2 separate regions of the Mus musculus genome follow, and region 2 is linked to region 1. The links are chromatin contacts, found by Hi-C or POLR2A ChIA-PET in ENCODE. All regions are on one chromosome and are shown on one strand. The core of a region is the stretch at or near the end of the contact, and the rest is flanking DNA. Distances in the headings are between cores, read along the strand shown.

Region 1 (3,159 bases), core at 288-2,787:
TTTGCTAACCTGTCTACAGAGCAAGTTCCAGGTCAGCCAAGGCTACAAAGAAACTGTCTTTAAAAAAAAACGAATAAATGGCAAAAACAATCATCAAATATTCTAGCATTCTGAAAAGTATTGTATATTTGTTTTAAGGCAGGTCTCATTCTAGTCAAGTTGGTTTGGAACCCAATTTCCAGCATTAAGCATTCCCATCACATCCCCGCTTACGCTAAAATTGTTCAACAGGGTCAGCCATTAAAAATCTGAAATAAAACCATCACAGTATCTACATACTTCATACTTAAGTATTAAAACGACAAAATGGAAAAATTTTTAAGTCGTTAATTAACCACTTTTGTTTTATGCGTAATGACAAAGAGGATACAAAACTCCACAAAACAAGAAAAACCCAAAACCTCAGTTTTTCTTCGGAGTTTATTTTGTACGAACACGAAGAGTAATCCTGTGATAAAAATCTCTTCTGAAAAATTCCGAAGGCAATTCAAAGCAAAGGACAAGCTGTGAAAACAAAGCCCTTTACCAGGCGAGACTCGAACTCCCAGACCCGTCTTCTGAGTGCTGGGGCTACGCCCGGAGACAAGGCGGACTTTTATTAAAAGTACCGCCTCCGTTCACCCAAGTTAATCACGAAGGTCCCTAACGGGAGCGGTCTCTCCAGCACCTCGTTTTCAAAGAGATTTCCGCGAAAACACGTGGATCACTCCATTTAACCGAAAAATTGTTACACTCGCCCCAATCTCCACGACTCCTCTCCCCCACAGCAATCTCGAATCCACTCATCACCATCCACACAGATGGGGGAGATGGAGCTGCAAACCCTCCCCTCCGCTATCCCGTTATCCCACTCGCATCTTTTCCATCTTCTGACTTCGTAGCCCGAGCTGACCTCCGACTCGCGCCGATCCTCCCGCCTCGGCTTCCCCGAGTGCTGGCCTGGGCCGCCCCGCCTGGCAACCCTTTTCCCGTTTTCAACAACAAAAATCCCTTTCAGGCCGAGGGGGGCGTGCACCTCATGGAACGTGGACGTCGGATCCATGAGGGACACACACGTCCGGCCCGCCGGCTCGGCCCAGCCGCCGAGCACGCGGGGGAGGACGGGGCCCCCGAATGCCCGCCACGCGGCCCTCACGCCTGCTCGCTCGCCAGCGCTCGGCCCGGTGTCCGCCCTTGCTCCTGCAGGCCGGCGGCGCGGCCTAGAGCCGGCGCGGGCCCCGCCATCTTCGCCCCGCCCCTCCCCCGCGCCACGGCCGCCGCTCGCCGGGCGCCCGCGGCCTCCCTCCCCCGCGCAGTAGCTGCTCCGGTGCGCTCACCTGGTGTCGTCCGCCACGTTCCTGACGAACAGAGACGTGTTAGGGGGGCGCAGGTATCGGGACATGGTGGCGGCGGGACTCTGGGCCGGCGGCGCTAACGGGCTCGGGCAAACCGTCCGCAGCTCCGGCGGCGGCTCACATCCACTCACACCACACTCGCACAGACCCAGAGGGCTCCGCTACGGCAACTGCCTCTTCTCGCGAGACTTGGCTCCCGCCTCCAGGCCCCCTCCCACCTCCCGCCCCGCAGCACCGGCGGAGGGGGACAACGGCTTTTTCCCGCGAGATCTCTGGGCGTGCGCGCGCCGCCGGCCTGACGCGCGCACCGCGGCCTCGCTGCCGTTCATTGGCTCCAGGCGCGGGCTCCTCCCCTCCCCCTCTTTCTTTCTTTAGCGCTGCGCTTTCCCGCCCTTTCCCGCCCGGCCGAGCCCGCCATCCCTCCTCCTCTCGGCGAGCGCTCGGGTTAAACTACCATGACCGGGCTCGGGAGCCTCGGAGCCAGCTAGAGGCTGCTCCGGAATCCGCTGTTCGGAGTTGCGCCTGGGCTTCTTATCAGATCTCTGGCCAGAGAGAGGAACTTAGAGATTCTTTGTGGGGTTTGGGGGAGGGGCAGAGCTTTCGGCGTGCCGTGCGTGCAACTCTCTGCCTTTGCTGCACATCCGCGTCACCTAGGCACGCAATTCCCTCCCCGTGAGACCCGGGCCCTGCTGTCCTTGTCTCTGTTGCTCACATGCAAGGTGCCTGAACCCCTTTTCCAGCCTTGAAGAGGTGGTGTTTGTCTCTTTGTTGTTTTCTGGGGATCCAATCTAGGTCCTTGGATTTGCTAGCCAAGTTTCTTCCCACAGACCTGCCTGCACCCTAAGACAGACACTGCCCACTCACCCCGGCCCATCGTCCCCCTCTTGCTCCAGTCCCCCTCCAACTTTCAGTCCTCATCATGGGACTCCCCAGCTACAAAAAAACCTTGGCTAGCTGGTTTGCTTTTCTCCCTCTCCTTTTTTCTCCTCTCTTCTCCCTCCCCTCCCTCTCTCTAGCGCCTCCTCCCCTCTATTCCCCACGTTGAGGGAGCGGGCTCAGTGCTTTGTTACTAGTTCCCTCTTTGGCCTCCTAGGGCACCCATACACAAGTGGGCAATACACTTAGATTTTTATTATTGTTTTTGTGTGTGTGGTTTTTTGTTTGTTTGTTTGTTTGCTTGCTTTTCGAGACAGGGTTTCTCTGTACAGCCCTGGCTGTCCTGGAACTCACTTTGTAGACCAGGCTGGCCTCGAACTCAGAAATCCACCTGCCTGTGCCTCCCAAGTGCTGGGATCAAAGGCGTGCGCCACCACTGCCCAGCGCCCTGTTTTTAAATATGGCTTATATGCGTTAATATCTACGGAGTTCAAACTTATGAGTGAGAAGATGCACACATCACTTCCCTCACATACATCACACAGTCTCTGGTAAACATGAGGACTGCGGAGAGAATGAGAGTATGACCAAGAAGAAAAGCAAGAAGTCCAACACCCCTTGACCACCAGGCTTTTGGGCACGTTGTGCAATTTACCAAACAGCAGCTCTGCCAAAGGAGTGGTGTGAAGGAGGCTGTACCGAAGGCCTTCAGGAAAGTACTGCCCGCTGGGAATGCGTCTTCAGTATTTTGTTTGAATCTTTGCTTTATTGCAAGATGGTATAATTGATTTAAATTATAATTTGGTCATCTGGGTGGGGGAATAAGTTGCTGCAAATCTTTTTGTTCGAAAGCGACTAGAGAGGTGGCTCAGCGGTTAAGAGCACGCGCTGCTCTTCCAGAGCACGGACCTGAGTTCAGTTCCAATGTAGGTGGCTCACAGCCGCCTGC
Region 2 (3,159 bases), core at 252-2,751, 65 kb before region 1:
GTAGGGGCCCCTGAACTTCATCAGTCCTTCCTGCAATACATCTCTTTCCCCTTTCAAAAAGTCCTTCTGAAATATAAAATCCCTTCCCACTCAACAAGCAAATAACCACGCCCTCTGGGTATGGCTTGCAGAGCCTGGGCACACCTGTCCCATGAGCTTTCTGGAGCTTTCACTTCCAGATCATAGACCTGCAGTCTAGGACACCAGGCTCCTTCCTCTCCTTCCTCTCTCTGGGCTAGTTACCTCGTCCATTAAACAGGAAGTCTGGAAAAAGGCTGGAGTTCAACTTTGTAAATTACGGCTCTCAAGATGGCAAGATGACAGATTTCTGTTCCCTCAGGCCTTTTACTTGGCGAAAATACTAAGTGCCAGCTATACACAGCCTTTCCCTTCGGGGGAGAAAACCTAACGTCCCGAGGGAATAAAAAGTCGGAGTTTGGCAGAAAATCAATGAAGAGAGCGGAGGACTACACTAAGCCAGGAGCGGGAGGCTGCCCTCACAGTGGCCAAATCCCGCGTCCAAAGTCAGCCAATATTTTCTCTGGCTTAGAGGGCTCTCAAAACGCACTTCCTCTGCAGGGCTTTGCCCAAACAACCCCCTTCCTCCTCTGAGTTCTACTATAAGCAAGTGAGAAGTGAGGGAGACCCCAACAAAGAGCAACCCCAAACTTCCATCCTTCCTTCTTCCTTTAGAGGCACAGGGCTACAAGGAAGTCAGGCGGCGCTTTTTTATAAGCTTCCACGGACGGACGCTACCCGTAGCCTAAGGGGACTGGTCAGATCTACAACTCAGGGCCACCGACGGGAATCTGGGCTGTGTTCTGGACCTTTCAAACGAGACACCGATGTAGCCTGATTCTAGTCTCTCTCCGCACAGGTGTACCACCCAGTGCTTTCCCGCCTTAATTTTATTTTATTTTATTTTATTTATTTATTTTTTTAACTGATCCTCAGCTGGATTCTCGTCTTTAGCGTCCTTCCTCCGAGATGCAGAACGTAGGGTCCTGGACCTTCCGAGGTCAGGCAGCGCCGGCTATGGCCTGCCTGCTCCCGCCTCGCGCCCGTCCCGCACTCACTTGGCCCCGGCAGCCTGAAAGAGTTCGGCCCACTGATCCGGGTGGAAGAAGCGCGCTGTGAACTGCGGTGCGAAGTCGGCGTAGCTGAAGCCGGGCGGGTAGTTTTCTGTCATGAAGCGCTGGTAGGCCGGCATCCGATCGCCCTGCCAGTGCCACCAGAACCATTCACTGCCCCAGGCGGGCACCGAGAACACCCCCCAGTGCACGAACACCCCGAACTTGGCCTCATCGAACCAGCTCGGCAGTGGCCGCGAGTCCAAGCTCTGCCAGTCCGGAGTGAAGCGGCGCGGAGCCAGGGCCACTGCCTGGGCCGCAGCCACTAGCAGCAGCAGCAGCAGCAGCAGCATCCCAGAGTCCACAGCCCACCACTCAAGTTCAGCTCCTACATCCTTGCTTCCGGGCCCGCACCGCCCCCCTCTTAACACGCAAGCGCCGGCGAGTAGCCCCGCCTCTCAGAGTAACGATTGGCTTGGAAGGAGAGGGGGTGGGGTCAGGCTTGCGGCTCTGGAGCGCCCTCTGGCATTGGAAGGGAGAAAGACTTAAGGCGGCGTTGCTGGTTCTGCTCTATTGAATTTAAATTCCGTAGACTCGCCTAAGGATTTAATTGCCGGATTCCCCGCAAGTGAGAAAGACCCAAGGTGTGGGGAAAACTGGGAGAAGTCCACGTTGTTGCACCAATCTTCAGGGGAAGGCTGAAGCCAGGTCGTTTTATTTAGTGACTATTTAGGAGCCGCGGGTTCTCTGTGCTATACCTCCAGCCAGCAGGTGGAGTTTAGCAGATTGGAGAGTTGCCGAAGAGATTGAGAAATAACAAGGTTAGAAGGAGCTTTATGCGGAGGGAGAGAAATGGCTGCTGAAAGATTAAGGGCAGACGTGGTTATTTTAGTCTATCTTTTGTCCGTTGAACTTAACAAGAACTCCGAGGAACTTAAACATTTTTTTAAAAAAAGATTTATTTACTTATTTTATGTATATGAGTACACCATCGCTCTCTTCAAACATACCAGAAGAGGGCATCAGATTCCATTACAGATGGTTGTGAGCCACCATGTGGTTGCTGGGAATTGAACTCAGGACCTCTGGAAAAGCAGTCTGTGCTCTTAACCACTAAGCCATCTCTCCAGCCCTAGACATTTTAATTTAATTTAGAATTGTAACTTAAATTTATTTTGAGGTAAGGGGGTCTCAACTAGCTCAGGCTGGCTTCGAACTTACAGCTACAGTAACTTTGCATTCCTGATCTTCCTGCTTGTACCTCAGGAGTGCTGGGATTACAGGTAGGGGATGGCACTGCCATTCCTGGTTTTAGGTAGTACTGACCTTTGAACCCAGAGATTTGCTCTTGCAGATGCAGCACTCTACTGACTGAGCTACACCTCAAAAACTTTGAGGGTCTCTCAGAGAGCTTAGTTAGCATCTAACTGAAGAAAACCTGACTCAGGAGTACAACACTTGCTTGGTACACCGGAAGGCCGGAGCTTCAGTCTGGCACCGCTAAACAAGCATGCCTGACCCACACACAGGGGACCACTGAGGCATGAGGGACCAGAAAAATTGAGAGCCAAGAGAACCCTCTTGCCCTGGGAAAATCTCTAAAACTCATATGGCCAGTCACCCAATTCCTCTACAGTCAGCACACGCCCAATGGTATATGGTGTGTGCCCATAACTTCAGGAAGTATGGGAGCCAGAAGTCACATGGTCCATATGGCACAAAGGTCTCCATGGTTGCAGAGATAACCACAGCATGTTAGAGCAATGAGAGGTTTTAATGGCCCTGGAGAGCATTGTTTTCCCCACCATTCCCAATTTACCGAGAAGGAAACCAAAGCAAGGTAAAGGGCGGGGGTTGATCAAGACCACATAAGTGTGGACCAAAGCTGGTGCAGGAATTCACAGCTGTGGAAACTGTATTCCCTCCTCCTCTGTCAGGCACCTTGGAGAGATCGGCTTATGTTGACAGAACCAAGCACTTCCTCCTTTGAGGAGTAATAAGGAAACACCGTGTCTTTTCTGTCTCTTCCTCCCCCAAGTTGATGTTGAAATACAGTCTAAATCACTAAGCGTGGGCGAATCGACTTCTT

Evidence for each region. A loop is a pair of places that touch in the nucleus more often than their neighbours do. ChIA-PET counts read pairs that join two places held with the same protein, here RNA polymerase II (POLR2A).
Region 2: POLR2A ChIA-PET joins it to region 1 with 10 read pairs in embryonic stem cell. The contact joins the promoter of Fuca1 here to the promoter of Srsf10 in region 1. A Hi-C loop is called at or near these places in 1 of 37 maps with a recorded cell type or tissue (regulatory T cell). POLR2A ChIA-PET finds 5 or more read pairs at or near these places in 2 of 5 experiments (both embryonic stem cell).

The regions. Positions count from the first base shown.
Region 1 is chr4:135,854,449-135,857,607 of GRCm38, reverse strand. Srsf10 (serine and arginine-rich splicing factor 10) reads right to left here and starts at 1,537. Exons shown (of 6, transcript NM_001080387.2): 1 at 1,317-1,537. The coding sequence starts at 1,381.
Region 2 is chr4:135,919,068-135,922,226 of GRCm38, reverse strand. Fuca1 (fucosidase, alpha-L- 1, tissue) reads right to left here and starts at 1,501. Exons shown (of 8, transcript NM_024243.4): 1 at 1,077-1,501. The coding sequence starts at 1,423. Cnr2 (cannabinoid receptor 2 (macrophage)) reads right to left here. Exons shown (of 2, transcript NM_009924.4): 2 at 2,008-3,159.